Regions from separate parts of the Mus musculus genome. Here region 2 is linked to region 1. Evidence: chromatin loops called from intact Hi-C (ENCODE). Cell type or tissue: left cerebral cortex. All regions are shown on one strand. Each heading gives the region's core, and the rest is flanking DNA. Links, peaks and the distances in the headings are about the cores only.

Region 1 (16,476 bases), core at 5,106-13,105:
GTTATGCAGTTCTGAATCCTCCCTGTAGCAGGGGGTCTTCACTCATGCCTGAAGATGTTTCTTGTCCCAGGTTTTCTCGTCCCGGGATTTCTCGTCCCGGGTCTTCTCGTCCCGTCCCGGGTCTCAGCACCAACTGTTACGCGCGCTCAACTGGCCAGGAAGAACGACGCTGCTACAGGATCCTTCTGCACACATTTATTCAGTCCTGTTTCTTCTTGTTTATATCTCCCTTGTTTATATCTCCCTTGTTTTTATATCTCCCTTGTTTTTATATCTCCCTTGTTTATATATCTCCCTTGTTTTTATATCTCCCTTGTTTATATCTTCCTTGTTTATATCTATCTCCCTTGTTTATATCTCCCTTGTTTATATCTCCCCTGTTTATATCTCCCTTGTTTTTATATCTCCCCTGTTTATATCTCCCTTGTTTTTATATCTCTCTTGAACCCTGGGCCTCTCACTCTCTTATACTCTCAGTTCCCATCCACGCACAGCAGGCCACGCCACCTCACCAGGCACGCAGCTTCAGCTAATCAGGGCAGCAGGGGCAAATCTCCACCAAATTGGATTCACCTGTATCCTGGTACACCTGCGCAGCACTCAAGATGTTTGTGTCTTATATGAGGAAGTCAGGTGCAAGTCATATGACTTAGCTGCAGTCCCTGGCGCCTTTGGGACTGCCGCCACACCCGCTCCCCACAAGTCTTCTCCTAGCTTCTGAGGAACAAGAGGTAGAACTCTCAGATCCTCCAGCACCATGTCTGCCTGGATGCTGCCATGCTCCCATGTTGATGATAATGGGCTAAACCATTTCAGGAACCTGCAAGTCAGCCCCAATTAAATATTGTCCTTTATAAGAGTTGCCTTGGTCATGGTGTCCCTTCACAGCAGTAAAACCCTAAATAAGACATGCACCAAAGAACTTCTGGTGGCATTCTGAATACTTCCTGCTGCTTCCTAAGATTCATGCCAATCAGGAGAGCCTCGCAGTTTCTTCTGGATTGAGCCACTGCTATTGATTTTTGGTAGTGGACTAGACTGCTGTCAACAAAGAATTGGAATTGCCCCAAAGAACTATTTCTAAGTATGTCCACAACCTCCCCCCACCTCCATTTCCTTTTAACCTCTCTGGTGTGTGTTGGGCTAGAAGAGAGGTTGAAGCATTAAAGAACCATAATTAAAGTAGGTTTCGAAAAATCTAAGCCTACAGAATGAAATAATTTATTTTCAACAATATAGACTGTTAGCTTCATCCCTTAAGCTATTAAAGGATTTTTGAACCATTAGAGAATTAGATGAAACTTTTGAATCTTGCATAGGTAGATGGTTTGAGATCATATCAGAGTTGTGCTATAATCTCTGTTTGCTGGAGTTACTAGACAATGAGGTCGAGAAGGAGGTTTGGACAGGAGACTGCACCTATAATGTATTTAGCCTCAGTCCTAACATAGTCGAATGAAGAGGGGATATGGATGGTTGAGTCTATCTCCAATAGTAATCAGACAATGAGCACTGCTCTGGTCTGGCTCTTGAACATCCACTTGGTAAAGCCCCATCCTCAGCGTTGCATCATTAAAATGTAGAAGAAGCCTTCAGAGGTGGAGCCTAGTAGGAGGCCTTTAGGTCTTACGGGGGTGAACTCAAACAAGGTAGAGGGAGACACCACATTCATCCCCTTCCCATTTGTGTCTTCCTGGCGATGAGGCAACCAACTCTTCTCTGCAAATACTTCCCACCACCATCAGTGCTACACCAAGAGCCTAAAAGCAATGATGTCTTGGACTATATAACCTCTAAACACTCAACCAAACTAACCCTTCTGCCATTTTTCCATGTGTGCCTGTGTGTATATGTAGTATATATATATATATATATATATATATATATATATATATACAATTTTGTCATATGTATGTGTGTGTGTGCGTGTACCCACATGAGTGCATGTGGAATGCAGGTGTGCATGTGCTATGGCATCCCTGTAAAGGGAAGAAGACAACTTTTGGGAGTTTGTTTTCATCTCCCATTTTGTTTTTGAGACAGGGTCTCTATTTGTTTATTACCATTGTACCACATACTCCAGACTAGTTGGCCAATGAACTTCCTGGTGATTGTCTTGTCACAGCCTCCCATCTCTGTATAGGAGGCCTTGAATTTCAGATATATACCACACATCTGGCTTTTCATATAGATTCTGGAAATCTGAATTTTAGGTTTGTTAAACTTGCATGGTAAATGCTTTTACCCACTGGACCATCTCTCCAGACCCCTAAGGTAATGTCTCAAATACTCAGTATGTATCAATTCCTTCACCCAACTGTAGATTTACTAGACTGGTGTTCCAAACTCCATAGAAGCCAAGAATGTCAGGCCTTCATTTGGAGACAGGATCTTTGCTGGTATAATCAAGTTAAGTCAGGATTACTGTGTACCCTAAATCAAATGTTAACTGTTCTTTTCCAGGAAAGAGGAATCTGAAGACACAAGGGAGACAGACATGACAAAGAAATGTGTGTGAAGACAGAGCAGAAATAAGAATTGGAATGCCACAAACCAAGAAATTCCAAGGGTGACTGTGTCAAAATAGACTGTCCATGCTCATAATCACTCCACAACAATGTTGTTGTTGCTGTTGTTGTTGCTGTTGTAGTAGTTGTTGTTGTTTCTAGACTTTGCCTAGAGAAATTCCATTTTATAAGCAGCTTTTGATTCTATTTTGAGTGCAAGATTTTTTTTCCTTTTTTGCACCTGTTGTACACACACACAAAACATCTGTCTGGCACAACCCACTGGGCAAAGACTGAGAAAGAACCTACTCCCAAGGTAAAAGGGATTCTACCTTTTATGCCTACAAACTCATCAAATTGAAACTATCTTAGTCACTGTTCTATTTGCTGTGAAGAGACACCATGACCAAGACAACTCTTATAAAAGAAAGCTTTTCATTTGGGAGCTTGTTTACTGTTTCAGAGGCTTAGTCCATTATCATCATAGCAGGGAGCATGGCAGCAGACAGGCATGGGGCTGGAGAAGTAGCTGAGGTTTGCAATCAGAGAGAGAGAAACCTCAAAGCCTACCTTGAGTAACACATGTCTTCCCACAAGGCCACACCTACTCCAACAAAGCCACACCTCCTAATCTTTTCAAATAGTGCCACTACCTGATGACTAAACATACAAATATGTGAGCCTATGGGGTCAATCTCATTCAAACTACAACAAAACATATAAACACATAGACATATGAAAATATCAGGAAAACCTGAAAATAAGACTGTATTGAATACTTCAAACTAAAGAAAGTATGAAAACACCTGAACCCCTTAAATAGGTAGACACCTCGCTCTGTGATTGCAATAACCTCCACTGACCTGTTATGACTCTGTGTGTGTGTGTGTGTGTGTGTGTGTGTGTGTGTGTGTGTGTAATGGGTCTACCTATGGGCAGAAAACTCCCAAATGTCCTATGTGCTTCATCTTAACTACAATCGCATTGCTGACCTGGCCCACTCCAAATGCTGTGTTTGTCTTCTTAGACACATTCTTCCGTGATTGTCCATCTGGACCCAGTCCTACCCTTGGTCTCCATGCCCTTCATAATCCTACACCTTGCTTCTATGGCTCAACTCACATCTATGTCCTAGCAAACTGACTCTGCAGCAAACATCTCCAGCAGATCTCCAAGAGGGTTTGTTATCTAGATCGCCAAACTCTACACAGAGTTATTTTTTGAGTCTCTGGAAAGTTTCTTTTGAACTCCTTAGATTATACTACAGCCTCTTTAACTCTTTTTCAGGGCATTCAGTAACTTGTGTGTGTGTGTGTGTGTGTGTGTGTGTGTGTGTACAAATACACGTATATATACATATATGGTATGAGATATATTTACCCTGTGATATGTAACAGGTGATCTTAGAGTATTACTAGTTAAGGCTGGAATCGTTTTTTAAATGTTTCTGGGGATTTATAGGTACTTGACTGTAACTGGGAGAGGGACTCATATGAGACATGAGAACTGCTAAGAAAGTGCTGTGCCATAAACTCAGATGAACTCATCTGTGTCTTTTCACAATGTCAGGACTTGTTGAATAACAACTGGTTCATAAGGTACTTTGACTGGCAATGATTTGTCAGATAACCCCACCTTACACTGGTAATTGACTAAGACAAATAGGAGTTCTTTTATTTTAATCTTAATTACTAATATTAATTCTTTCATTCCATAGTAACCAATAAATATTATTACATATATAGTCACAGAATAAATGTAAGTTGACAAGAATACACTACAGTTTAAGAGGTTTTAGGTGCAGGTTGATAGAAACAGAACAGTCTCTCAGGGACAGGTATAGCCTGGAAAACTACAGTTTTACACAATACAGATTAATGTGATGGCTATTCTTGGATGTCATTTCTTGACTACACCTGGAACTAAAATTCAAGCAACTGAGTACACTTGTGAGGGATTTTTCTTAATTAAAATCACTTATGTGGGAAGACCCAGCTTTAATTTAGATCTTTTGAGGTAGGGAGAGCTATCTTTAATCTGGGCTATACTTTCTGCTGGTAGCCTCTATAAAGGACGTGGAAGAAGGAAGTTCTTATTTTTTGTCTGCTTTCTCTCACTCTCTCTGACAATTTTATTCCCTCATTGGCACTAGACCCTATCTCTTTGGGATTAAGATATATATATATATATATATATATATGTATATATATATATGTATATATATATATATATATACATATATATATATATATATATATATGCTGAAAACCAGATGAGACATCCAGCTTTGTGGACTGAACTGATTCTTGGATTTTCCATTAGTAGGCAGCCATTGTTAGACTACTTAGATCACAGCCTGTAAGCCACTCTAATAAATTCCATATGGGTGTATGGATAGATAGACAGATAGATAGACAGATATTCATTAGAACAAATAGAATGAATATATTAGAACTGATATATATATGTATGTATGTATGTATGTATATATATATATTCCCACGTGTATAAAACTATCATTGGAGTCTAGCAGGCTCACCAGTGGCTACGCAGTAGAAGACAATGACTCATCCTCCCGAGCACGCATCAATAACTAATAGTTCCCCAGGGACGGGGTAGGGCCTCATGAGCCTGACTGCTGGCAAGTCTAGTCTTGTGCAATCACACCTACAACCACAGCTGGTGTGAGTTTGTTATTTCAATGACTGTGTCATCCTCAGAAGATAGCCTTGTGCAACCTTTCTCCCTATCACCTGGCTCTTATATTCTTCCTCTTCCACAGTGTTCCCTGAGCCTTCTGGGAGTGGTATGCATGTCCTGTTTAGGATTAAGCACTCAAAAGTCACTTATTCTCAGCATCTTAAACAGCCAGGAGTCTCCAAATTCCCTGGCATTCACTACAAAGTGGAGCCTCTCTGGTCAAGACTGGAAGGTATTTGTCTGTAGGTATAAACACACATTTAAAAGGCAGTTTGAAGGCAAGCTAGCAAAAAACAAACAAAAAAAAAACAAAAAAAAATAGAAAATGAATGCAGATGCATATGGAAAGGTTATAGAGGAGGGTTTCTGTACAGAATGTGAAGCAAGCAGGTAACATTTTCAATCTTCATTTTCCTAGAAACCTAATGCTTCTATAGCGATATTCCTCTCTGTTTACTATGTACAATTTAACAGCGAAGAATGTCTCTCAATCGCTTGAATGCCTGTTTATCAAACAAAAAGCCCTGGGTTCAAGCCCCAGCATCCCATTACCCTAGCAATAGCCTACACCTGTAATCCCAGCACTTGGGCGGCAGAGGTAGGAAAATCAAAAGTTCAAGACTACCCTTAACTACATAAGTTGAGGCCAGTGTCTGGAATACAGGAGTAAGAAATAGATCTTTCTCAATACTTCTGATAGGGTAGCAGATTAGAAGCCACAGCACAGAAACTCAGTAACAGCGGGGAAAAAAAAATTAGTCAAGATGGTGCACAATAAGTTTTTGTTCTGTAGAGGCAAAGGAGATGGGAGGGCTGAGAATTGCAGCCCAGCTGCAGCCCCATTCAAATACAAACCACTTAACCAAATTAAACTGCAGTCTTACTGGACTGGAGAGCTTCAATCCATACTTGTGGTAGGCAGAAAAATGCCCTCAAGACACATGCACACTATTTTCTCAAGCCTATGATCATGCTAAGATAGGCAAACGGCAGTGTCTACAGTCTAGGGGGGAAATGTTTGCAAACCACGTGTCTGATGAAAGACTTTTCTTCAAAATATACAAATCCCCAAATTCAGTGAGAGGAAACCACACTGTTATGGTTTTGGAATGAGTTGTGTCCCTAGGGGGGTGGGGGCGGGGGTCTACAGGTAAAGATTTGGTCCTCAAGATATGGGGAGGTGTTATGGGGCCCTGTGGGACGTTCTTAGGTCAGTGGAGACGTGTCCTCAAAGTGGACTGTAGGACCCATCTTCTTCATCTGCTTTCCAGGTTAGAATAGATTCCCTTAGAACATCGGTTCTCAACCTGTGGATCAGGCTTCAGAGGCTGGACAACCCTTTCACAGGGATCACCTAAGACCATCAGAAACACACTATAGTTCAGAACCATAGCAAAATTACAATTATAATACAGAAATAATTTTATTGTTGAAGGTCACAACATGAGGAGCTGTGTTAAAGGGTCGTGGGATTAGGAAGGTTGAGAACTACTGCCTTAGGATGTGCCATCTACTGCAGAGGGACTGAGCCAATGGAGCTACTCAATCTTGGACTCCAGTTTCCAGAGTCATGTCTAAAATAAACAGCTCTTTATTGCATAAGAAGCCCGTGTCAGATATTCCAGTACACTGGTAGAATACTGACTACTGTACACATACTAAACAATGGAACCTATTAAGATGTATTCTTACCTAAACATTCATAAACACTTCTCCAGACTTCAGAGGGAAGGGACTGGAGAGACAGTTCAGTGGCAGTAAGTGCTTACTGTTTGTCTTAGTCAGGGTGACTATTGCTGTGACACTGGGACCCAAAAGCAAGTTGTGAGGAAAAGTGGCTTATACTTCCATGCAGTGGTCCATCATTGAAGGAATCTAGGACAGAACTCAAACAGGACAGAAATCTGGAACAGGAGCTAAAGCAGAGGCCATGGAGGGGTGCTGCTTATTGGCTTGTTCATCATGTCTTGCTCAATCTGCTTCCTTATAGAACCCAGGACCATCAGCCCAGGATAGCACCAACCACTATGGGTTGGGCCCTCGCCATTGATCACTGATTGAAAAAATGCCCTGGAGCTGAGTCTTATGGAGACATTTTCTTAACCTTGGTTCTCAACCTCCCTGATGCTGTGACCCTTTAGTAGTTCCAGAGACAGAATTAGTTGCTTTAACTGAAGTGTTTTGCAAACCAAGTCAAGGTACTGTGAAAAATGAATCTATCCTAAGTCTACCAAGGATGAAGGAGAAGAAGAAGAAGAAGAAGAAGAAGAAGAAGAAGAAGAAGAAGAAGAAGAAGAAGAAGAAGAAGAAGAAGAAGAAGAAGAAGATGATGATGATTAGTGTCTTAGTTAGGGTTTTACTGCTGTGAACAGACGCCATGACCAAGGCAAGTCTTATAAAGAACAACATTTAATTGGGGCTGGCTTACAGGTTCAGAGGTTCAGTCCATTATCATCAAGGTGGGAACATGGCAGCATCCAGGCAGGCATGGCGCAGGCAGAGCTGAGAGTTCTATGTCTTCATCCAAAGGCTGCTAGTGGAAGACTGACTTCCAGGCAACTAGGGTGAGGATCTTAAGCCCACACCCACAGTGACACACCCATTCCAACCAGGCCACACCTATTCGAACAAGGCGACACCTCCAAAAGGTGCCACTCCCTGGTCCAAGAATATACAAACCATCACAATTAGTTTTTGTTGTTATTGTTTTGTGTAATGAATAAGTGCATAAGATACATTAGATACTAAAAGTGTAAAACGTACTGTGAAGCTCCACAGCTTCTGTTCTGGGTGTCACTTCTAACTGGATAGAAGTTCATTTGTATAGATTTGGGGTCTGGCTAATTTTGGTGTGTGTTGTCTTTATTTATTTGCAAGCCTGTTAATAATAAAGTTTATAAAATTAAAAAGGGAAAAATGCCTTTACAGGATTCACCAATAAAAATAAATTGAAATCTCAACCTCTTTTTAAAAAAACATACACAGACTTGTAGGCTAATTCTATAGAAGCTTTATTTGCAATTCTAAAACTGGAAATTTCCTGTCTATCAACTAATGTGCTGGTTTCAGTATACTTGATCCAGGGATTGGCACTATTTGGAGGTGTGGCCTTACTGGAATGGGTGTGGCTATCTTAGAGGAACTGTGTTACTTTGGGGTTGGTCTTTAAGACCCTTCTCCTAGCTACCTGGAAGCTTGTCTTGTCCTGTTTGCCTTTGGAACTTTCAGTTCTTTCTCCAGCACCATCCCTTTCTGGAAGCTGCCATGCTTCCCACCATGATGATAATGGACTGAACCTCAGAACCAGTAAGCCAACCCCAATTTAATGTTACCCTTAATAAGAACTGCCTTGTAGCCGCGCGGTGGTGGCACACGCCTTTAATCCCATCACTCAGGAGGCAGAAGCAGGCGGATTTCTAAGTTCGAGGCCAGCCTGGTCTACAAAGTGAGTTCCAGGACAGCCAGGGCTATACAGAGAAACCCTGTCTCAAAAAACCAAACAAACAAACAAATAAAAAACTGTCTTGGTCATGGTTTCCCTTCACAGCAATGGAAACCCTGAGGCAGTACGTGAATGAATAAATGGGGAAAGTCACAGAAATGAAATTACGTATGGCACAACAGAGGAATCTCAGTAGAATCTATACAATAAGAAGGAGACGAAAAACTCTGATTCAATTTAAGTGAAAGTTAAGAAAACACAAGTTTGTTTCTAGTGACAGAAAGGTTAGTACTGGGCAAAGGGGGTCTGCTGAATGGCTGAAAGGTATGACTGTAAAGAGTAAGGAAGTTTTTAGAGGTGGTGTTTATTATCTTGATTGTACTGATGGTTTAAGGGCATGGACGTGGTAGAAGTTAACAAATTATGTCCACGTTAAATGAGTGGGTTTACTATACACCCTTTATTGGGATAAAGCTATTCATTTTTGAGACAGGGTCTCACCATGACGATCTGGCTGGCCTGGTACTATTTAGGTAAACTGGGGTGGGCTTGAACTCAGAGATCACCAGGGAGTGGACGACCTCTGCCCTGTCCCCCGCCCTATGCTGGAAATTTTTTTAATGCTATTTTTAAAACCCCAAAAGAGAAATCAATTATCGTGACAACTGATCAAGTATCTAATCAATTATCAGTATACTAAAAAGTTGTACTAGAACATCGCCACCACCAGACGTGCATAGGGATTTTCCTGGATGTCTTGCAAAGATACAGTCAGTAAAGTGGGGACCAATGAGAGAGAACTGTTGTTGGTCCAGTCGGGTCACCTAAGCGGGTATAGCTGGTGTACATGTCTCTGGGACGAAAAAAACCAACACCTCAAGAAGAATTGGAGAAGGGATGCAGGATAATGCAGAACAGGAATACCATCTCCTCACTCTCGTTCAAGAGGGTTCCAGGGGCCAAATGCATCCCCAGTAGTGCGCTTTGTAGTTGTAAATATCTGTGTCTGTTGGAATTGGAGAGTGACGGTTGTTTTTGTGGAGCGAGGTGGGTTAGCCCACGTGAAAGCTGGAACGCTTAATCAAGAAGGGAACTATTCCTGTGCCCACAAACCACTTCACCACAACCAACAGGGAATTCCGAGTCTCTAACCCCGGCGTCTTTCCCGGAACTCCCGGATCCACCGATCACGTCCACCTCATCATCATCATCTTCTTCCGCCCGGAAGGGTTTCATTCGCCTACACTAGGAAGACTTCTCTCCCAGCCACCGCGCACCTCACCGCAACGCGCAGCCGCGGAGGCGTCGCTTTACGGCCGGAGGGGGCGGGGTGTCAACGTGCGGCACAGAAGGTGTTCGGGAGAGGCTAGGTTTTTTTGCGACAGGACGTAAGCGGCGACGGAGGTGGCGCGACAGCTGCTGGAGGGCCGAGGAGGCGGGTTTGTGTTTCCAGGGCCGAACCAGGATGTGGGGGGGCGCGGGTCCTGGGCTTGGGTAGCTTGGAGTCCCTCGGCTACAGCCATGAGTGAAGGGGATCGGCGAGGGGGGAGGCCTGGGGCGTCTTTGGGCGGTGGGTGGCTCCGAAGGGCTGGCGGGCCGGAGAGCCGGCTCTAGGCCGGCCATCTGACCCCGTGTCTTGCCCGAACTCGCAGAGCGGCGGGTCCTGTCCTCGCCATGAGGCCGCAGCAGGCACCGGTGTCCGGGAAGGTGTTCATTCAGCGAGACTACAGCAGCGGCACGCGCTGCCAGTTCCAGACCAAGTTCCCCGCGGAGCTGGAGAACAGGGTATGCAGCCCGGCTTCCCCTGCTCCTGGCCCTGCTCCTGGCCCTGCCCCTGGCCCTGGGGAGGGGAGAGTCCCTGGAGCGGGAGGGAGTGTCTCACGGTTCGGGAGAGCATGAGACGTCAGGATTCATGGGAAAAGATATACGAAGGAGGTACGGTCTAGTATTTGGAGAAAGACCACTAAGGCTAATGCTCAGAGTACAGTGATCATATAGAACTTTTAGGATGCTGGCCCGCAGTCCACCCAAGAGTGTCCTTAACAGGATGCCGACACACACACACACACACACACACACACACACACGGTACTTGACACCTGGTTGAAGCTCACACACACACACACACTCACTCAGTTATTGACATCTTGATGAGGTGCTAATTCCTGGAACTCCAGGCCACCTCATACCTCCTGTGGTAACCTATATCCTACTGCCTCAGACACGCGAAAGACAGCGTCATAGTCATGACTGGTATCTGTGGTCACTGTGCTGGTCATACTGTTCAGCTGAAAGGGTTTATTAGGGATGTGCTCGGCAGTCCAGACAGGCCTTCTTGGAACCTGAAAAACGTACACGGTCCCGGGCAGGAACGGCAAAGGAACTTGTAGCTGAACCAACCCTGACTCCCAGTCATTATCACTGGGAACTTCCTGTTTGCCTTGCATATCAAAACGGTCATGGGGCAGAGGTCCTTTGGGCAACCTTGTAAACAAAGATGAGATTTGTGTACCATTCCTTCAGATTTAACCACACCAAAAAAAAAACAAAAAAAATCTACTCGTCTACCCAATGTGATCCTCCTTTTGTTCTTCAGCGATATTACTCAGATTCTATTTCCTGTTCATAAATCAGTTTCTGAAGGATGAGGAACTTGGAGGGTAATTAAGCATGGTGTGGGTGTGGGGCTAAGAAATGCTGCTTGTGGACTAGGTAGGTGGAGATGAGTGTGTACTAGAGAAATGTGTGCCAGCCATTTAAAATCAGAGGGGTGGTTTGTAGGCTGGGTGTGTGGCTTAGTGCACAGAGCCTGTTTTTTCCAGGTTGAAGGCCCAGGGATCTATCCCCAGCACTACATACTTACTCAGGCCAACTACCAGCTACTAGGAAATCTAAGGCTGGAAGACTGCATGTTCCAGGCCAGCCTAGGCAGTTTGAAAAGACCATGCTCTGAAATAGCTTGGAAAAGGTGGTGATCCTGAGATAATTCAATGGTAGACCACTTGTCTAGGATGTGTGGGGCTCTGGTTTCAATCCCAGTACTGACTGATTGTTAGGCTAGAAAATTCTTTATTTCATTACCTTCTCCTTAAGTGGGATTTATGGCTGTTGGCAAGTTAGTGGCACAGTTGCCCTTCTTGAACTGCAAATTAAAGATGAAGCAAGCTTTGAAAAGATACTGTGTAAACAGTGTGTGGTCATGGACACCTGTAACCTGGCGCCCAGGTGCCAGAGGCAGGAGGATCCTGAGTCCTAAGCCAGTATGGACTGCATTGCAAAACTCTTGTCTCAGGGAGAGTGAGGAGGGAGAGGATAACAGGTTTTGATTGACTTGTTTGTGACATGCCATTTAAAGGCCTCTGTTGGTTTATAAGTCAGACTTCTCTCTTTATTGAGCCAGGCACGTATATGCGACATCAGGCATTCGCCTTTCATTGTGGATGGTAGAACCTTTCCTTAATAATCTTAGGTTTAAAACCCCCATGTAGTCACACACACCTTTACAGGAAATTGATGCTGCTGAACTCTGCCGTCCAAATTGGTACTTGATTGACTTGCTAAACCGCAGAATGGGTAGTGGTGTGTGTGTGCTATGTGCCTTTGACTCTCTTACTGTTGAGTTAAACACTTACGTAAACCACTTGGGGAGGCTTTTATGGGTATGTGCTGATGATACGTTGACGTTCTCTTGACTTTGTGTGATGGGGCGTTGAGAGGCTTATTTCTCTGCTGACCTAGAAGTAGTGGTGCTGCGCTGCGCTGCGCTGTGCTGTGCTGCGCTGCGCTGTGCTGTGCTGTTGCCAGGTCTGGCTTTCAGTCCGTGGGAACATCACACTCGCCAGTGTGATGAGAAACTAATGCACAGATGTCCTATTTGACATGATATTTAAAAATGCACGCATGCTATTTGAGGGCACAGAATTGTGTCAGCTGAGCACTGTACTCCGCTGCCTGTTACAGTGTGATGCTTTGATGCCTGAGAGCCCAGCTGCCCCAGTCGTTCTTCAAACGAACCTTTGTTGTTGTTTTAGCTAGAATGCCAATGTTTTAGTCCCCCTAGTCTTCTGGGAGAAGAAAATCCAAACGGACTGTAGTAGAGACGAATTCTACTTAATCTAGTCAGCAGGAATAACCTTTGACTTTACGATATGTTTGTGATCGCTTTAGCTTCAGCAGTGTGTATTTCATCAAAAACAAAACTTCTGAGAAAACCATTCCTAGGTCCATTCCATTTTAAATGGTGTTTATTGGGCCATGTTTTGGTTGGTTGGTTGGTTGGTTGGTTTTTTGGGGTTTTTTGGGTTTTTGAGACAGGGTTTCTCTGTGTAGTCCTGGCTGTCCTGGAACTCACTCTGTTGACCAGGCTGGTCTCGAACTCAAAAATCTACCCGTCTCTGCCTCCCAATTGCTGGGATTAAAGGCATGCACTACCACTGCCCAGCATGGGCCATGTTTTTTTTTTTTTTTTTGGGGGGGGGGGTCCATTTTTGCATATCTCCAAATTTCCAATACAGTTTCTGAATTACTATCCAAAGACCTTTGGAGGACTGATGACTATCTTAATGTGCCTAGACACAACAGATTTTTAAAACTCCTGGATTTTTTCTCTAGAGCTTAAGTCCAGTTGTGTCACTTGATCACATTAAAATATAGCACAGACATATCATGTAGTCTGGATTTTTAAGCGACATTAACAGAATAGTTTGTGTAGAGAAACCTCAAGTTTCCCCAGCTGTGCCATGAGTGTATCTGCATATACTCTGGGTATTGTCAGAGGCAGTGGATTTGTGAGCTGTCTGGAACTAAAAATTAGAATAAAATCATTTTCTTGTATTACAAAAAAATATATATATATATAGCACAGAGACAGTTTATTGTGCTAACGCTGTATTTACACAAGCCTTGAGTGTGGGCCTGCAGGGGTGCAGTGCAGAAGAGTGAAAACAGTGGTGTAGACAGTGTGCAGACAGTAGTGTAGACAGTGTGTAGACAGTGTGCAGACAGTAGTGTAGACAGTGTGTAGACAGTGTGCAGACAGTAGTGTAGACAGTGTGTAGACAGTAGTGTAGATGATGTGTTGCAGTGATGTGTCATACTGTCGGCATCACTCACTGCAGCTGCCAAGTACCGGCTGTCTTTGTTGCACTTCTGCAAAGTGGACGATTAGGATTATTTGTTCTGGTATTACCACAAGCAGGGAGCGATGCATTGAGCTGCTGGTGACCCTGGTAGTAGGCGGTAGGAATTTCCAGTTCCATTACAGTCTTAGGGGTCTACTGTCTGTATGCACACCCAGAGCTCAGAACATTATGGCGCCCATAACTGTTAGCACTGTTTGCTCCTACCACATTCTTTTCTATTAACTTTTTAACAATCACATAGACTGCATAAGTACATGCCCTAAGGTTGGCGCTCAGGGCTTTGTGCATGCTAAGTAAATGCTCAACCACTGAAAACTCAATTTTCTTGTAATATGCTTTTAAACGACTTTATTCCTTTCCATCTTCATTCTTTAAAAAGAACTGGCCACAGCTTTGTTTATTAACCTGCCCTAGATTTGCCTCCATCTTGCAGTCTGTGGGACTCTGAGAATAATTAGTATTTCTAGTTCAAAGAGCAGTTTCTAGATCCAGAAGAGCGATTCTAATCTGGAAGAGATAAGGTAATCCTGATTGGATGCCATTCTTCTGAATGACACTGTATAAAGAAATGTAAACAATAGAAGAGTGTCTCAGATCACAGGATTGCAGACAGTTGAAGTAGCCATGAGAGTTAGATGTTCAATGCTCACTGACCACCTGAAGCGTTAGTTAGTTCAGGCATCACTGCACTGTGCTTGTTTTCAAGGTAGGAGCATTATGGCTTCCGTCCTCAGTGACCTTTTTTTCTTTAAATGTGTGTGGGGATGGCCGTTTCGAGACAGGGTCTCACTCTGTAGCTCAGACTGTACTGAAATTCACTATGACGACCTGCCTGGCCTCACTCACAAAGATTCAACCGCCTCTGACTCCCAGGTGCTGGGTTAGAGGTGTACACTCTGCCCAGCTCTCAGTGACCAGTCTTGACCCTGGCTTGGAGTCAGAGAAAAATAGTGGGAAGCGGGCCGGCTCTCAGTGTCCTTGTCCACCTGGCCCTGGTCATGGTAACTAAGGGCAAACAACGATTACAACTGCTTCTGACCTGAGAGCTTTTAAGAGCTCAAGGACAGGGTCATAAAATACTATCTACTCTCAAATTTACTTCTTGGATTGGAGATGCGGCTCAGTGTAGAATGCTTGCCTAGGACGTTGCTCTGGGTCAGAAGGGCCGTGTCAGATGAAATGCTCTACTACGAATGGGCATTTTAAATTCTAGGATAACAGAAATTGGAAGTCTGCAAAATATTGTTAGAAGAAGAAAGTAAAAACAAATAAGTTTTTAGAGTCCTTGGCTAATGTGCAGGAAGCCATGGGTTCTGTCCCCTGCTCCACATAAAATGAGGTGTGATAGTTTATGTCTTTAATCCTTGAAAGATGGAGACGCCAGAAGGACCAGGACATGAACATCATTCTGTCTGTAGCTCTGTAAGGAGTTTGAAGACATCCTGGAGTGCATGAGACCCTGTCTCACAAAAAGAAGGACAAAGGCATGGCTGGAGTAAGGAACAGGATGGCAGCAGCAGAATTGTGCTGTCACTTAATGCAGGGACGTGGCCTGAGAGGTGGTTGGAAGGCAGCTGCCTTCTCCGGGCAGCATGTGTTACATCTTTGCCATGAAATTAGTGATACAGTTTCTGGGACACACATCGCCCATCCTTAACTAAAATCTCTCCAAGACAAATAGCCAGTGTGTTAGTATTAAGTAGGGTCATGGTGTCATTAGAGGTGGGATGGCTTTACTATGAAGCTGGGTCAGTTAGAGATTTTTGCTCTTCTCAGTAATATGAGCATCAAGTCACAAAATCTGCTGCTGCAAAAGAGGAGCCCGAGAAAACAACAGAGCTTGCCACTTGACAGCTCTGCTTAAAGTAGTCTTTGCTCAGCGTTCAGATGCTTGTTTTAGGAATACAGACTCTCAATCGGAAATGGTGGTGCATACCTTAACCCCAGCATTCAGACAGCCAAGGCATGGAAATCACAAGTATGAGGCCATCCTGGGCTATGTAGTGAGACCCTGTTTGGAAAAATAAATGAATAAATACTCTTCCAAGGTAAAAGGAACCTCTAATTGTGTGCCCTTATAATTAAGGAGGTGCATGTATAAAAGACTAGCCATAGCATTATAGGTGCTCAGAATACAAATATCCATGATTAGAAAGACTATCATTAGAATTTGAGTATAGAGAAGTAGTATTTTGAACCTTCACAATATCCAGTATCCCATAAGATGGATAAAGTTAAACTCTAAGTAATTGTATTAGTGTCAGAGGTCTGGACTTAGTTACATGAAAAGTTATTTGCCTTATCTTTTGGGGTTTGTTTGATTTTTAAGACAAGGTCTCATGAGGCCAGGCTGAACTCACATTTACTATATAGCTAATGTCTTAATTACTGTTCTGTTGCTGTGAAGGGTTACTTATAAAAGAAAGCAATTTGTTAGGGGCCTTACAGTTTCAGAGGTGAGTAGACTCCATGACCAACACGGTAGGGAGCATGGCAGCAGGCAGGCATGGCACTGGAGCAGTCGCTGAGAGCTTACATCTGACCTGCAAGTTAGGAACAAAAAAGCTAACGTGAGTGGCCAGAGTCTTTTGAAACCTTGAAGCTCACCCCCATTGACACCTTCAACAAGGCCATACCTTCTAATTGTTAGCAAACAGTTCCGCAACTGGTGACCAGGCATTCAAAC
Region 2 (16,476 bases), core at 3,418-11,417, 150 kb before region 1:
GGATAAAAAGCTTGCAGCTGCAACAATATGGGGCTATGTACCCACACACTGGTCTGAGCCCAGTTTGGGGCACCTCCTGAGGCAAGAATAGATACTTAACATCAAGACAGGAACGACTTTTTGTGGTATATGTACACATATACCATCCATAACTTGCTTGTTGATGCAGGCCTGGCTATGTAGCCCAGACTGGTCTCAAACTTAAGCTCTTCCTGCCTCTTCCACCCTCAAATGCTGAGATTATAGATAGGCACCACCATACCCAATTTCTTGCTCATATTTTAAATGAAATCAAAATAAAACTCTAGGTGTATGGTATGGTGGCCTGTACCTGCATGCCCAACATAGGGAAGTAGATGTAAAAAGATGTAGAGTCTGAATCTAGCCTGTGCTACATAGCCAGTGAAAGGCCATCCTGGGCTATATCCAGGACTGTTTTTTATTTGTTTGTTTGTTTGTTTGTCTGTTTTTAAAAAGTATTAAAAAAATTAAGAGACAATAAGAAAAAAAGGGTATGACTTACACAAGCAACAAAATGTAGCAGAAACCGGGTGTTTTTCTTACACATACTATTGCCCTCTGGATAACAAATGAGACAAATACAAACACATGATAACAAAATTAAAGCCATCAGAAGTAAACATAGTTTTTTAAGAATGTGTGGCCCATAGGCTCAGTGAGGAACGATGCCTGTCACCAAGCCTGACAACCCACGTGGCATCCCCAGCAACCACATGAACAGGGGAAGATGTGTACCGGGATACACGAGCTCCCTGGGCTTTCGAGTGTCCGCACACGAGTGTGGAGCTCACTGGAGCACAGCACTTCACAGAATCAGATTGGCTCTGTGCTTTATCATGTCAGGTTAATGAAAACAGAGCGGCTCTGGACAGACATGGAGACTCACGTCACCTACCTTTACCCCTTCTCTTCTAAGAAGCTAGGAGAAATCCACCCTAGAACTGCAAGCATCAGCCCGAATCTGTCTTTCAGCAAAATGGTCCTGGCCCTGGCTGCTGCTCTGCGTCCAGCAATGGAGACCAAGAGAAGGAGGGGGCGGGCTCCACAAGGTCACAGCTCATACTTATGTCCTCAGAGGTCAGAAGTCACTGGGTTTTCCTGTTGGCCAGAGTGGCCATCCTAGGAGGGGCCTGGATTTGCTCCCTAGCCCAGGCTAGCCCCTCTCTGTCACATCCTTGGAAGGCACCCCACCCACCCCGGGGCCATTTCAGTCCAGGGTAGAGTAGTGCTGACACCTAGGGGTGAATATAAAAATCAAACCATAGAGAAAGAGCCAAGTCAGGGCTGCTTCCGCAGCAGGTGAAGAGAACTGTACAGTCTAGCACCTCAGCTTCATCCCTGTCCCTAAGTCTTCATCCCTCTGCCATTAAAGAAGGTTCCCCAAAATCTAAAACACAGAGGCATAAGCAGTCTAACTTTAAGGAAAGATGGTCCAAGCCAGGCATAACGGCACACTCCTTTAATCTCAGCCCTTGGGAGGCAGAGGCAGGCAGATCTCTAAGTTTAAGGCTAGCCTGGTCTACAGAGTGAGTTCCAAGACAGCCATGGACAAAAGATGGTCCATGCTTACTCTGCCTAGACAGACTTCATTTTGCCTAAGAAAGAAAATAAGAGGAACGAGGCGGAAGATGTGAAGCTCAAACAAGATGTTCTCATTGGCTTATGTCTGCAGGGGTGGGAGTTGGGGGGAGGTTGAGATGTGGGACAGGGAAAGGCAGGGATTCCAAAGCCCCCCATGAGGCTGGAACTTCGTCTTACCAAACTCGCTTGCACAGAGATGTTCAATGATGGCCTCTGACTTCAACTCGTTGTCGCATGGAGGACACACGGTTGTACCTAGCAAGAGAAACCAAGCAGAAACAAGAGCTGTAAGCCATGGTGATGGGGACCCCGGACAACAGGCCAGGCTAACAAGATCTAGAGGTCTTCTGCGGCTCCTGAAAGGCTTCTTGTGAGTAACAGTGAAGGGGTCCTGAACTCAGAACCTAACGTGGAGGCAGATGAATGCTTTCATCAAACATTTCGGCCTAGATACACTGAATGTGGCGGTTATTTAATCTACTGCTATTTGAGGTAGGTAGGGGCAGGTCCAAGCTGCTGTGAGTACCTGAAAGGAAAAAAAGCAAAACAAAACAAAACAAAAACACAAAAACAAACACACACACACACACACGCACACGCACGTGGCGCGCGCGCACACACACACACACACACACACACACATACAAACCCGGCTGGCTTAAAAGCCAAAACAGATCTTCTCAGGAACTGTCTCTAGTTCTTCGTCCTCCACTTTATCTAGCGCTCTCTGATTCTGGCCCCTCCTTATCTGCAGATTCTGAACAAGACAGCCCATCAATTTGACCAGGTCTCTAGGACCAAGAGAACAGCAATACTCAATTACTCAAGCTCAGGGCCCTGAAGTGCCATAGGGACTCCAAAAAGAACAGGCTGTGGGGTGGGGGAGGGGAGGGGAGGGGAGAGGAGGGGAGGAACTAGCAAGAGCCACCACCAAATGGAGGGCAGAGCTGGCCAAGGGAGGAAACGCTTTGGATGGTCTTTTCATGAAGTGCTTTGAAGAAATCTGTATGTGCATGCGTGCGTGCGTGTGTGCGTGCGTGCGTGCGTGCCGCAAGCCACTGAGAGGCAGCTAGACCCCCATAGAAAGGGGCTTCAGAGGCCTCTTTGGAAGGGCAGAGATAATGTGTTTATAGGAGACTCCTCCAAGGGTGGAATTCCTCCTCCTCCTCACTGTTCACTGTCTACCAAACAATGTCCAGCTTACTGATGGTCTAGAAAGCCTAAACATGGTCCACTCTCAGCACCATGGTCACTGGAGGCCAGACCCTAGCTGAAGCCGAAAGGAAGTCACCCTAAAACAGAAGCCAAAGGGAGGTTCGGTGTGCTGAACACCTCTGCTCACTGGGACTTTCTTTTCCCATCCCATATGGGTTCACCAACACTGGCTCTGATCCCTCCCCCTCCGCACCCGCCCCCTGCACGCGCTCGCGCGCACGCGCGCGCGCACACACACACACACACACACACACACACAGGGTTCAGGCTGTGAAATGGGAACCCTCAGGCCCTGCCGCTCCCCAGCCCGCTCCCTCCAAGGCTGGGAACACATCTCCAGTGTGTATCAGCCAGTTTCTCTCCCACATGGACCACACTCTGGCAGCTGCCTTTCAAAGTTTAGGAGCAGAAGGAAGCACAGTACAAACTATGCAAGCCTCTGTTGGGCCAGATGTTGAAAATACACCAGAGCTTGTGACTGGGTTCTGGAAGTAACGTTTCTGAATAAAAACAAACAAACAAACAAGCAAACCTCTTTCCCAGAAATCTCCATCGTGGTATCTGCTTTCCATGTAAAGTAAGAAAGAAAAAGGAAGGGAAGTTGTAGACAGAACCAAGTGACCTATAATAGGAAAATAAACTCTGTGTTTGGGTTTCCTCTCTGTTTTTTGTGGTTGCTGTTTCTTCTTTCTTCTTTCTTCTTTCTTCTTTCTTCTTTCTTCTTTCTTCTTTCTTATTCTTCTTTTCTCCTTCTCCTTCTCCTTCTCCAAGTAGAAGTTATCACATTGCAACGTTCAAGGTATAAAACATTGAACAAGGCATTCTAGGTCTCCTTCATACACCGCAAAACGCTACTGGCATTCCCAGGCTCTGCACTCCAACAGGACAGGAGGTTTCAGCCTGTGGATTGAGCCCAGCCTGCAAGCACTCTCAGGGGCTTCTGGGGGCCAGGGGGTGCAGGGTGATGGGTGGATCACCGTGTATTCTCAACATGGCTTTCCGTCCTCTCAGTACTTCCAGCCAAGAGTTGAGCAGCTCTCGCTAGAGAGAGGAGAGTGTGTAATGCAATATTAATCTCTGCCCCTTGTGTGTGTCTGGGGCCCTGCATGGCTGCCTCACAGAAGCAACCAACTGAGACTTCCATTGGACAGGTAAACCGAATCAAGACGGTAAAGTGTGAAGCCAACGAATGCAAGACTTAAAGGTTTTGTGTTTCCTTATTGGTTATGAGGAAGGGGAAGGGGAAAGGCCAACGCTGAAGCCAGGACTAAGATTGCTTTGTGAAAAATCAATGTGTATAGGGAGAGAGTGGGGGAGAGGAGCTGGGAGAGGGGTGAGGGGAGGCAGGGGGATTGATTTTCCCTGGCTCACTAAGGAGAGAGGAGGAAGCACCATAACAGAGTGAGGGAGAAATGAGGGCCCCTGGCCTCTCCAGTCTGTGACTTAACCTGGCTGATTTAATGCACAGCGTGTCTAAACAACAGGACCGAACAAGACAGGCTCGCTCTTCCAACTCAGTGAAACCCGGCAGGGAAGGAGAGCGACCATTTATTAAATGAATGCAATGTATGTCCAAGACTTAAAAGTCAGTTTCCTCGGACGGACGGACGGCATAATTGCTTTTCCTGACAGAAGCTAGGGTACCGGGAGCAGCCACTGTTTGAAAGAGAGGGAGGAAAAAAAGTCTTTGGCTCATTACTCAGGATTGGACTTACCTTTAATAACAAGGAGCTTGCCTATCTTCCCAAAACCTGTGTCCAAGCTTACTCGAAGATGTAGTGCTATGTTGAAATTTTAGATCTCCGTATTAGGGATACAGGATAGACGAGGAACGGAACAAGGCACCTGTGTGGAACTTACTATCATCCCAAAGTCCCAGGGCTTGCTTGTTCCAGAGCCACCAGCCTAAGGTTTTGAGGACCAGTAGTGTAATCTGTCTTAACCTTTTCCCTAAACAGCTTACACTCAACTGACAGACAGTCCTGAGGGGCAAAAGTGCGTATCCATCGTGCAGGACACCTTCCTAGTGATGTCTCTCTGGAAATCAAAATCACTTAAGAGAAAGCCAGCCTACCCAGAGAAAGCCTGCCAGATAACACACACACACACACACACACACACACACACACACACACACACCTTGATTCAACAAAGAATTCCTCCATCTGAGCACGGGACAAGGAGGAGACAGATACATGGAACCACACAGAGGCATCCATAAATGAGTAGAGGGTGAGTGTACCCTTGCCCTGCCCATCTCTTGGAGGCACTTGTTTGTGTGGCCACTCCCTCAGAAACAGCACCACACACACACACACACACACACACACACACACACACACACACGCAATCTGGTCCTCTTGCCCGCAAACATCAGACCCTTTACACAAAACTGTTTCTCACAAGGCATCCATCCACTTTAAGCCCACCAATGGCCCCAGCAAAGGGTAATCAATCAGTGGCCATGGGGAATGGACAGAATTCAAGCAAAGTTGGCCACAGGCTCTCTGGGAAGGCAGGAGCTAGAAAGGAAGCTGAGGTCTGCAGGGGGCTGAGGAGGTAGGAGGGGAGGACAGCTCAATGGGGATTGAAAGCACAGTGCTGGCCTAGGGAAATGCTCAGCCCCCAGTGAGCCATCCCAAATGGCTACACATACCAGCCCTGAGGACAGAGGTGCCCCGGGCTACCATTTACCTTACAGGCTGGGGCCCACGCCAGACAAGGGCAATCACTTTGGACCTACCTTCCTCCCTAGAATGAATAGGAGCCTTCAGACTTTCCTCATGCCTACCCCAGTCCTCACTCTGGGGCAGCAAAATGAGGCACCAACAAGAGGCACTTGGCAGTGCGTGCACTCCTGTAACCCTAGAACTGAGGAGCCTGAAACAGGAGGAATTTGTGTTCAAGACCAGCCTGGGCTGAACACCAAGAGACTAAGACCCTGCTTCAGAAAGCCAAGACACTCAACACTCGAAGATAAGTAAAGTCTCCCCTTCAGAAATGGCCAGGAGGTGCCCACTTCTGTGACAAGGGCCACTGGACAAGAATATATGTTATATACTCCTAAGGCTCGCCTCACAGGAATGAACACAGTCAGGATTCATACCACCAGCATGCTGTGGTGCAGCTATGAGTTCTGTGTGTGTTTCTAGTTTGATTTTGTTTGAGTCTCCAGATTTTCTTTTTCCCTCTCACATGAAAATTTCCCTTTAAATACAGGGTTCCCAAGAGAAATTCGGGCCCCCCAGGGTTCAGTATTTGCAGCACCCAATTTGCAGGTCCTCACCCTTCCAGGAGGAGATAAACAATGAGCTAATTACATTTTTATCTTTCTAATTACCCAAGGATTTGTGTGAAGGAGAGAAGCAGGGGGTAAGCAAGGCTGGGGCACCAGAGGTTTTTGCATCCCCCTTGGTTTGCTAAACTCAAGGTTGCTGCCTGAATTTAGAGGGGAAGAAAGAGAAGTTGCGCTTTCTAAACTTCTTTCCTCTTCCAGATCTGCAACACGACTGGAAGATAAGCTGAGCAAAGAGGATTTCTTGTTGATGGTTTTGTTTTTAGAGAAAAAAATTACAAACTTATGAAAATAAATCCCTCCGTCTTACGTTTGGGGTTGTTTGTTTGTTGTTGTAGTTTGAGCGAGTGGTTTTCCAAGGGAGCAGTGTCTGTCTCGGATGTTAACAGTTTTGGAACAGGACACCGCACTCTCTCTGAAGAGATAGACGTCCTTTTATTTAAAACCTAAGCTTTGCTTTCTTTCAGGTATGGAAAACGCCAGACTGGAGCTTAGGAAGAGCAGCTCCAGGTCTCCCCTCGCCCCCCCCAACCCCCCCCCCCCCACGGCCGAGGCTCACCAGCCATCAGGGAGTACCTGGAGCGGGAGAAGCGCCAAGCGATGCCTGGGCCTCCCAGAAGCTTTAGGGATCGGGTCTGCACACCTTGCGGGTTGCGGTGCGCGGCTCCTGAGCTTTCCCCCTCTACAGCCCTGGGCCAGTGCGGATGGGCGCGGGGGTTCGCGGGCGTGGGAAGGCATACCCTTACCTTGGGGCTTAGAGGCTTCCGTGGTATTGGGCGGGGTCATGGCGATGCAGACGTCGCCCTCGGGGAACTTGTCACATTTGAGCATCTCGGGCCAGTAGAAGCCGAAGAACTGCATGACCGGCTCGCACGAGTCGCGCACGGCCTCGCAGAGCCAGCGACACGGGTAGATGGGCCGGTCCAGACAGACGGGCGCGAAGAGCGAACAGAGGAAGACCTGGGTGCCCATGTGGCAGTTCTTGTTGAGCAGCGGCACCCAGCTGCTGGCCTGCTGCTTCACCTCTGCCATGGTCTCGTGCTCCAGCAGGTTGGGCAGCACCATCTTCTTGTAGCCCACGTTGTGGCACAGCCTCAGGTCCACCGGGATGTCCACGCACTGCGGGGGCTTGGTGTAGAAGCGCCCGCTCTGATACGAGCCGATGTCGGACTGGAAGCTCACGTAGTCGTACTCGCTGGCCGAACCCGCGGCCAGCAGAGCGGCGGCCAACGCCAGCAGCACTCCCGAGGCGGCCCCGCCGCGACCCCGCGCGCTGCGCCCGACGCCCATGTTGCTCGGCGACGTCGGGGCTGCCCACGCTGCCTTCACGCGCGCGTCCCGCTGCAAACTTCCCGGAGCCTCCGGGGACAAAGGCGCAGTGCCGGGCCCCGTCCGGCTCGGCGGCTGCGCGCTGCTCCCCGGGTCTCCGATCGATGGGGTCCTCCGCTGCAGCAGGTCGCCGCGGCGGGGCTGGCGCGGGGCGGGGAGCGCGCGGGGCCGAGTGCTGTCCCGGCTCGCAGAGGCGCGGCGGGCTGCGGGCTGCTGCACCTACTTGCGACGCTGCAGCTCGAATGCGCGGTGTGCGGGTGGCCGAGCCCTGGATCTCCCCGCGCGCAGCCAATCAGCTCCGCGCTGCCGGGAGCCGCTCTCCACACCGCGTCAGTCAGCCGCGCAGTTAACCAATCGCCGCGCCGGCCAGAAGGATCGGTTTACTAGAACTAGACCCAGGTCAACACCCCTTAAAAAGCAAAACCAAAAACTAAGCAAGTACTTTCGAAGGAGGCAAAAGCAAAAGGGAGAGAGTAGTTAGAAGTGCGGGGTGGGTGGAGTCGGAGTTGGACGCTGTAATTAGAGTGAGTCGGTTTGTTTAAAAAAAAAAAAAAGGACTCTTCATAATACTTGCAAATTGATGCAGTTGTGAAGACTTTTTTCTACTTCTTTTCCTAGTTCCAAGGAACAACGCAACAGACCAGCAGCCCTTCGCTCCACGGTTTTAATCTTAGCTGCTTCCCAGCTGCTCGGATGGGCAGGCTGAATTTAGGGAGCTCTTTTAAATTCCCGGGGAGTCTGGGCTTTTGCAAAGACTAAGAGAAGGTGGTGTTTGTGGCTGTGTTCCAGGTGACCGAAGGTAGAACGGGAAAGGGGCTCACTGCGGAGAAGAGCACTGATCATGTGGGTATTAGCTCCCAAGGACAGTTGACGTTTTTAAACGATGTTTTTAAGACCCTACTCAAGTCTCAGCTCTGCAGACAACACATATGTGCACAAACTTACACACACACACACACACACACACACACACACACACAGACGCGTTTGTGGATTAGAAAGCCAAAGCACTAAAAATACCAGCAGTACTGGGTGGGTGGATACCAACTCAAGATACACATGCTAATTCAGAGGTCAAAAACCAAAGGTGTGTCACCCCCTCCCGCATAAGGCAGAAGCCAGGCAAGAAAGAATAACTAAGTCGTCCTCTAGCCTCCCCCACCCCTGACCACACACACCCACTACTCACTTCCTGGGAATTGCTTGAGTGTTCCAAATACTCCCCTTACATTCAGAGAGCTAGGGGTGGGATCTAGAGTAGAGAGGAGACCGCACAAGCAGCCGGAGAAGTTCTCTGGATCACCTCATTCTGTGTTCTTCATAGTGGGTGGAGGGGCAGCAGAGGATGCAGTGTGTTGCGGTACTGGGTGGCAAATGGGTCGCCACTCCTAGTTGCAAAGCCCAACACAGTGGGAGATGCCGCTGGCCCAGGCGGCTGGTTTATAAAGCTCTGGGGAGTCTTGCTTTCCACTCAATAGACCCAATTTCTCCTTTCCGAGTAAAAGCTCCGGAACTTGCAAAGATGCGGGGATCCCTTCTTAAAGCAATCATACACACGCTGATGCTGTGACTCTACTGCGGGAAGCAGCTGCAGCAGGCGGTCAACATGCCTGTCCTTCCTAGGCTGATGAAAGATGCCCAAACCAAACAGGCACATTTGGGTAAGGGAGAAAGTCCATGCGGAGCAAGACTGTGGATGGCCAAGGGTTAATCAAGAAACAGCCCGCAGTGCTCTCCTCCCCGAGGAGCTAAGGAATCACATTCTTCAGCCAGCACAGAGGGCAGGAGACTAGGCAACTGTGTCTCAATTCAGTGGCAGTCAGGGCTGGAACTGCTTGCTAGAGGGTCCTGGTACTCTCCCCAGACCAGATCCTCTTTCTGAGTTCAAATTCTTTCCAAGTTCGCGTCTTCACTGGAAATATTCATGTTGGTAGATAAACAGCCTTTGCCCTCTACTTTAACGTAGTCTCAAGATTTAACCCACTCACCCCTCACTCACCTGTGTACAGTTCTCCCAAATAGAAGGATGTGGGTCTATCCTCTGTTACCCTGCTGGGAATGAGTGCAAGTGAATCCACCTCTGGTGGCTTTGGAGGTCTTCATCAATCCATTCTAGGAAGAACTAACCTATGTCCAGTCAGCATTGTTGACTTAGATGTCGTAGTCGTCGTCGTCGTCCCCCCCCCCCCCCCGTGGTCACAACTATGCTTTGCCCTCTGGGGCTAAGCTATGGGCACAGCTATCATGTTGGGTAAGGAATGTTAGTAGTTGTGTATTTCTGACTCCTAAGGTCCAGCTGGGAAGGGAGGCCTCTGAGTCTTGATCCCACTGATGGATGTCCATCGCATTGAGATGGAGAATGTCCCTGTAGACCACACTACAGCACAGTGTCAGCCAAGGCAGTCTGCGCCTACTCCCTAGTTTTCAGGTCAGCAGATCTCTCATACTTTAAACTCTAATCTCCCCTTCTCTGATAGTATATGCCCGGGAGAAAATTCTAGAACAAAGGGTGTTTAAAATGCTGTTGTCCTAGAGCCGCTCCCAGAAGCCTTGGCTTCAGAGTTTCGGAACTGTGGACCAGGAGAATGCCCTGGCTTCTTCCAGCCCTAACAGTTTAGGTGAGCAGGAACAGAGTATAGCTTTGTACCCTGCCTTTCATTTCTCACCTTGGGAAAGCTCTGGGTTTTCCCACACAGTGAGGTGCCCATACATGAAAATTGGAAAGGACTTTTCCATTGCTTCACCACGGCTTAAGGGGACATCCACTGGTCTTGAAGTTGACAGGAGATCGGGATCACGGAGAAGCCTCCCAGTGCCTTCCACACAGAGAACTTAAAACTAGGAGAGGAGGGTGCTCCCTGGGCTGTGGCTCATCTTCCATTCCATTAACTTTTATCCTCTCTGGAAATGTGAGCCTTTAAGTTGGGAAACATATTATATGGCCTCAGTCATGCCCCCAACATGCACACCCCGTATCTCTGGACAATAGCCTGTTGCCATACAAAACTATACATGTTCATTCAGCTGCTTGTGACCAGCCGCTCTGCTACTTATAAAGCACAGGGTGTGAACACTCAGTCTGCCTAGTGGCACCAGAACACAGAAAGCAAAGACAGACAGATCCCTATAAGGTTGAGGCCAGCCAGGACTACACAGTGAAACCCTGCTCCCCCCCAAAAAAATATTGAATTATCACTATCCAGGATGATATGAGGTACACTTCCAATCATATATGAATGCCTTTACACAGTACTCACTGTGAGATACCATGAAACACGGGACTATGTCCTGAGACAGACTTCCCTAGTCTACCTTTGAGTGAGTGAGTAACTTTGAATCTCCTGACTCCTTTACCAACTGACTTGTCCCTCGGTGTATGTAGGAAAGTCTGGAAATAATCTTAAAGGTTTAGTCAAGCCTGGTTCTGTGAACCTATGAGAAGACCATGACAGGGAGGTCAGAGGTTCTAAAAGGGAACCTACTACTGTTACTTAGCTCAGTGGTCATTGTCTTAGTTACGGTTTTCCTGCTGTGAAGAGACACCATGACTGAGGCAAGTCTTATATGAGCATCTCACCTCTTGTTCTGAAGGCAGCTAGGAGAAGACTGGCTTCCAGGCAGCTGGGATGAGGGTCTTAAAGCCCACATCCACAGTGACACACTCCTTCCAACAAGGCCACACCTACTCCAAGAAGGCCACACCTCCAAATAGTGCTACTCCCTAGGCCAAGCATATACAAACCATCACAGTCACAATGCCAAACTATTCTCTAAATACTCATGTTTATAGCCATGGGCTAGTACTGCTCTCAGCTGTTGTCAGAGAAACTCCTTATGCAGCAGGTAGCAGTGAGCTCAGAAACTCATACCAGGTCTTGACTATGCAGTGCCTGGCCCTGAACAGGACAGCTGGATTTCCTCCTGCAGGACTCAGGGAACATCTCAGAGAGAGCAGAAAGAATGTAAGAGCCAAAGGATGGGGAGACACAAACCAGCATCTTTTGGACATTCCATGTCCACAGCAGTGGACTCACCCACTGCAGCTGTGGTTAACTGCACAGGACTGGGCCCATCAACATTTCATCATGATGGGGGAGGGGCCATGACGTCTCCTCCCAGAGGCTCTATGGGCAACTAAAGCAGCAGTGTCATTTCCTTCGGGCGTTGTAGCCATCTATAAGTCCTCCAGTAAATAACTTCCCATGGATGTGCGTGCAAGCAATTCTGATGGAATGCCAAGGGTCACACACAAAGGCATGAAGGTTGGACAGGGACTTATGGCACAGAAGGATTTCAGTGGGATGGAGATAAGAGAGGAGAAGGGGGTCAGGGCCAAGGCCATCCCAATGTATCCATCCCTTGGCACCATTCTTAGCTGGAGCAGCTGCAGATCTCACTGCTACTATCAACCCATCTTGCATCTGGACACAGCCACCCTGTGGGTGCACTCCACTAGGATGTTCTTCCTTCCCTGTAGGGGAATTTTCACTCCCAGTAATTACTTCCCCTCAGGCTGCATAGCATTCTTTTCTACCTTGACCCCAGTTGTGGTCTTGGAAAGACATCATTAGCCATTCACCTGTGGCGAGAGGTTATGGTCACTATCCTTGCCTCTCTGATCAAAGATAATCTTCCCTACTCTCCAGAGGGGTCTTTGTCAAATTGAACCTAGACACCTTTATTCATTTATTTATTGTAATCCATTTACAAATATATGAACTGTGAGCTAAAGTACTATCTTTCATAAAGAATCAGAGTTCCCTGAGGTCCTGCAGAAAGCAACCTCAGGAGGTAGGAAGAGGGGGACCCTCTAGAATGCACCTGAGACCTGGGAGATGAGAGACTCTCAGGACTTAAAGGGGGGACCTTAGATGAAATGCCAGACAGTAGGGAGAGGGAACTTATAGAGCCCACCTCCAGTAGAAAGACAGGGCATCAAGTGGAGGGATGGGGTTGCCATCCCGCAGTCAAAAACTCTGACCCAGAATTGTTCCTGTCTAAAAGAGCTGCAGGGACAAAAATGGAGAAGAACCTGAGGGAAAGGAGGTTCAGTGACAGGCCCAAATTTGGATCCAGCTCAAGGGGAGGCTCCAAGGCCTGACACTATTGCTGATGCTTACAGATGGCTGTCCTCCAAGAGGCCCAACAAGCAGCTGAAAGAGTCAGATGCACCTAGTTACACCCAACCCAGTGGACAGAAGCTGGGGACCGCTGTGGTTGGATTAGGGAAAAGCTAGAAGCAGCTGAGGAAGAAGGCGACTGCATAGGAAGACCAGCAGTCTCAACTAATCTGGGTCCCCCCAAGATCTCTGACACTGAGCCACCAACCAGGCAGCATACATTAGCTGTTTGAGGCCCCCAAAACACACACAGCAGAGGACTGCCTGGTCTACCTCAGTGAGAGAAGATGCACCTAACTCTGGAGAAACCTGAGTCTCCAGGAAGTGGGGAGGTATAGTGGCATGAGGGGTGGGGGAGTGGGGAGGAGACATCCTCCTAGAGACAAGTGGGGAGGTGTGGGATGGTGAACAGTCAGAGGCAGACCTGGAGGGGGATAACGACTGAACTGTTAAAAAAAAAAGAACGAATAATAATAAAAAGATGAAAGAATAATAATAAAAAGAAAGACAGAAATCGGAGTTAAATAGCACAATTTAGACACAAATTTGTAAAGACAACAAAAAAGAAAGAAAGAAAAGAAAAGAAATGGAAATAAAATAGTCAACTATTTCTATGATTTAAGTCCTCGGTGACCCTCGGATGAAGTAGTTGACTTCATCCAAGATCTGCAGGACAGAGCCCAGCTGTATTAGGACATCAGTGCACGTCCTTCAAAGCGCTGTCCCCCGGTTTCACATCCTGCCACCCTCTGCCCCCTCCCCCCCACCTCTCGGGAATGTTGTTTGTCTGTGCATTTATTCTAATGGTCCACAGACTTATAAATAAAAACAGGATGCCCAGTTAGACTTGAAGTTTACATAAGCCACAAGTCTTATCTGCAGTGTAAGTGTGCCCCACATAATATTTGGGGCATACTTTTACTTTTGAAAAAAGATGCACTTCTTGTGCTGGAGAGATGGCTCAGTGGTTAAAAGCACTCACTGATCTTCCAAAGGTCCTGAGTTCAATTCCCAGCAACCACATGATGGCTCACAGCAGTGTGTAATGGGGTCTGATGTCCTTTCTGGTGCGGCTGAAGACAGCTACAGTGTACTCATATACATAAAATAAATAATTCTTTTTTTAAAAAAATATTTTAAAAATGCACTTCTTGTTTATCTAAAATTTGGATTTCACTGGGTGCCCTGTCTTTTGTCTGGCAGCCCCGCCCACCCCTCTTTCTAGTGATGCTTCCTATTGGCTGACCCTTTCTCCATCAAGTGCCTCCTGGGCCACTCTAATCCTAGTCAGATCAATCCCTTTCTTTCTCCCTCCCCTCCTCTTTTCCCTCCTCCCTCTCCCCCTCCCTCTTCTCTCATCTCTCCTAGGCATCCAAGGCACCCACCCATGTCTACCCTGCATAGCTGCTGGCTTCTGAGGACTTGCTGCATGGCTATGAGTTTATAGAGAGCAGGACTTTGGTCTGTTTTGCCAGCAGTCACTGCATTCCAGCTCCTAACATTGTACCACATACAGTCAGGCCCTGCATCCTGGTGAGAAGATGTGAAGGTAGAGAAAGCCATAGGCTTGGTGAAACACTGCCCTTGAGCCTGATGCTGCGCTAAGATTTCTGAGGACCAAGGAAGTAAGTATGAGTAAGTAGCTCATGTGGTTTCCTCTGTTTTCAGGAAAGAAAATTATCCCCCAGATCTGAATCCTATGGTGACAGGTTGTTGTGAAGACATTAGAATGGAAGCCTTCTATACAGGCTTCTTCACTCCTCGGAGTCTCCCTGTGTGCAGCAGTTTTACCCCCATTGCCACTGTCTGTCCCAAGGAAGAGGTTGCTCAGTAGAAGATGGGAGGTGGGTGGTCATGAGCAGAGCAGCTGGTTCTGGGCAAAGATAAGAGTTTCCTGGACAGAAATCCTGCCCGAGCCCTTGGCACACAGACCCAGAAGCAGCATCCTATACAACAGGAGCTAGTACACAGATGGCACAAAGGGAAGGAGGGTGGGTGTCCTGGGAGCTTCCAGCAGCAGCATCTGGGAGAGGGGAAAGGGAACCGATAGAAGGGTGTTCCCTGGTGTGACACCTAGCTTCAGGTCATCTCTAGCTCTAGCTTCAGGGCTCAGGGATGTCACGAGCAGGAAAAACTAGCCTTGAGGAAACCAGGCTGACCATCCCGCTCTTGGCAGAGAGCGAAAGTGAAGAGGAGGGGAGGGCCATAAATCTGCCCACACTGCACCACACCAAGGGGTCTGCGCAACTCCAGAGCGCATGCCTCGGGCCATGTGCTAATTTACATAACCCTTACTCACAGGCTGGCGGATGTCTGCCGCCCTCCTGAAGGACTTGAGCAGAGGCCTCCTGGAATATAGAAGAGGTGCTGGAGAAAAAAGAGCATCCTCTCTCCTCAGAAAAGTCCTCCGCGGGCCCCTGTGAACGCACTTTCTCGACTGTACGAACGGCCCAGCTCCACCTGGTTGATCGGTAGGTACCTCAGTCCTCCATGACTTGAAGCATGGCTAACCTGAGCTAAGAAAGCCCTTTTCCCGAGCAGGCTGACTTTTCATATGTCTCCCCAGCTTCCTTTGATGTGTATTATCATATATGGGCCTCCTCAAAACCCTCTGAGTTGCTGAGGATTCTGTGTTTCTAACAGAAGCAAATATGCGGATTCAGAGTGGTGGGTCGCTTGCCAGTAGCCCAGTCCCCAAAGCACTGTCCTGTAGGACAGGAACACAAGTCGTTGGTCTTTGTGCTAAGTCTGACTGCCTTTGGCTAATTCCTGGAGAGAGAGAGGGACCCGAGCACTTTTGGCAGTTAGTGACCTGTTACAGTGAATTATTGTATCTGACTTTTTCAAGAGTCTGGAAGGGGAAAGAGAAGGAGAGGTCCTAGGTGAAGCAAGCCTATGAGGTGCTTTGGAGTTATTGGGTCTAGGATGGGAGGAGGGTGGGATTAACAGTGAACACTACAGCAACTCCTCCAGTGGATGATTGGTGGCCACAGGGAAGAGCTAAGCCAGCAACATCTTAGCGTTCAGGCTGCTACCAAGAAGATGACGTAGAAACCCTGCTGATAGGAGGTGGTCCAGAAGAACTCACCTGGATAAAAAGGCCTCTTGAGGAGGCTCAGGATGTGCCCATGAGAAGGATGTGAGGCATGGGTCTGCTGGAGTTGCATGAGTCTTCTGATGCTGAGAGTGAACGGAATCTAAGCCTAACGAGAGGCAATAGCCAAGAAGACGGCACACAGGGAAAACCAGCCGTGCAGCCAGGGCAGCTCTGGAGCAGCTCTACAGTGGTCAGAGGCAGACATTCAGCCCTCAGGCTCATGGCTGAGCTCGGGTTCCCCATAAGCAGGACTATGCTCCCCACCAGGACCAAGAAACTAGCACCTCCCCAGGATCTCAACCTCCACGGCCTTTAGCTAAACTCACTGACCTGTCTGGAGGTCTTATAGAGAGGTCCTGGAGAACAGAAAACATATTTTTATTATATTCTGTGTATGTGCATGTGTGTTTCATGCTTGTGTTTATATATGTGTGCATGTATTGTGTATGTGTATTGTGCATGTGTGTGTTCATGCTTGTGTGTATATGTATGTGCACGTATGGATGTGTGAGCATGTGTTCATGCTTGCACGTATGTGTGTGTATGTGCATGTGGGTATGTATGTATATGTGGGCATGGGTGTGTTCATGCTTGTGTGTATATGTACATGTGTGTGCATGCTTGCTTTACGTGTATGTGTGTCACAATGCTCCTTTGGAGGTTGGAAGGCACTTTTTGGGACAAGGTTCTCTCCTTCTACCATGTTGGTCCTAGGCCATCAGACTTGGTGGCAAGTGCCTGTACCCAGTGAGCTGTCTTGCTGACTGCCTTCTTGAACTCAATCTTACGACCCAATCTGACCAGCGACCAGTAAATAG

What was found. Hi-C counts contacts between places; a loop is a spot of excess contacts. Peaks named below come from ENCODE experiments on the same cell type or tissue, not always from the same donor. Only the 100,000 strongest peaks of a DNase experiment are listed, where the experiment ranks them.
Region 2: it touches region 1 in a loop (3-fold over the local background); 4 of 42 quality-filtered maps call a loop at or near these places.

Annotation. Positions count from the first base shown.
Region 1 is chr8:23,250,632-23,267,107 of GRCm38, reverse strand. It overlaps Golga7 (golgi autoantigen, golgin subfamily a, 7), which reads left to right and starts at 10,028. Exons shown (of 5, transcript NM_020585.2): 1 at 10,028-10,434. The coding sequence starts at 10,324. It overlaps Gm39141 (a long non-coding RNA gene), which reads right to left. Exons shown (of 3, transcript XR_870246.2): 2 at 16,237-16,333; 3 at 14,124-15,801. In left cerebral cortex, for the core only: a CTCF peak has its summit at 9,389; DNase peaks (open chromatin) are centred at 9,442, 9,973, 10,951 and 12,533; H3K4me3 peaks cover 2,250 bases; H3K27ac peaks cover 1,241 bases.
Region 2 is chr8:23,402,711-23,419,186 of GRCm38, reverse strand. It overlaps Sfrp1 (secreted frizzled-related protein 1), which reads right to left and starts at 7,685. Exons shown (of 3, transcript NM_013834.3): 1 at 6,859-7,685; 2 at 1,780-1,857. The coding sequence starts at 7,402. It overlaps Gm30370 (a long non-coding RNA gene), which reads left to right and starts at 14,874. Exons shown (of 3, transcript XR_378804.2): 1 at 14,874-15,032. In left cerebral cortex, for the core only: no CTCF peak of the experiment used is centred there; DNase peaks (open chromatin) are centred at 7,065 and 7,754; H3K4me3 peaks cover 1,559 bases.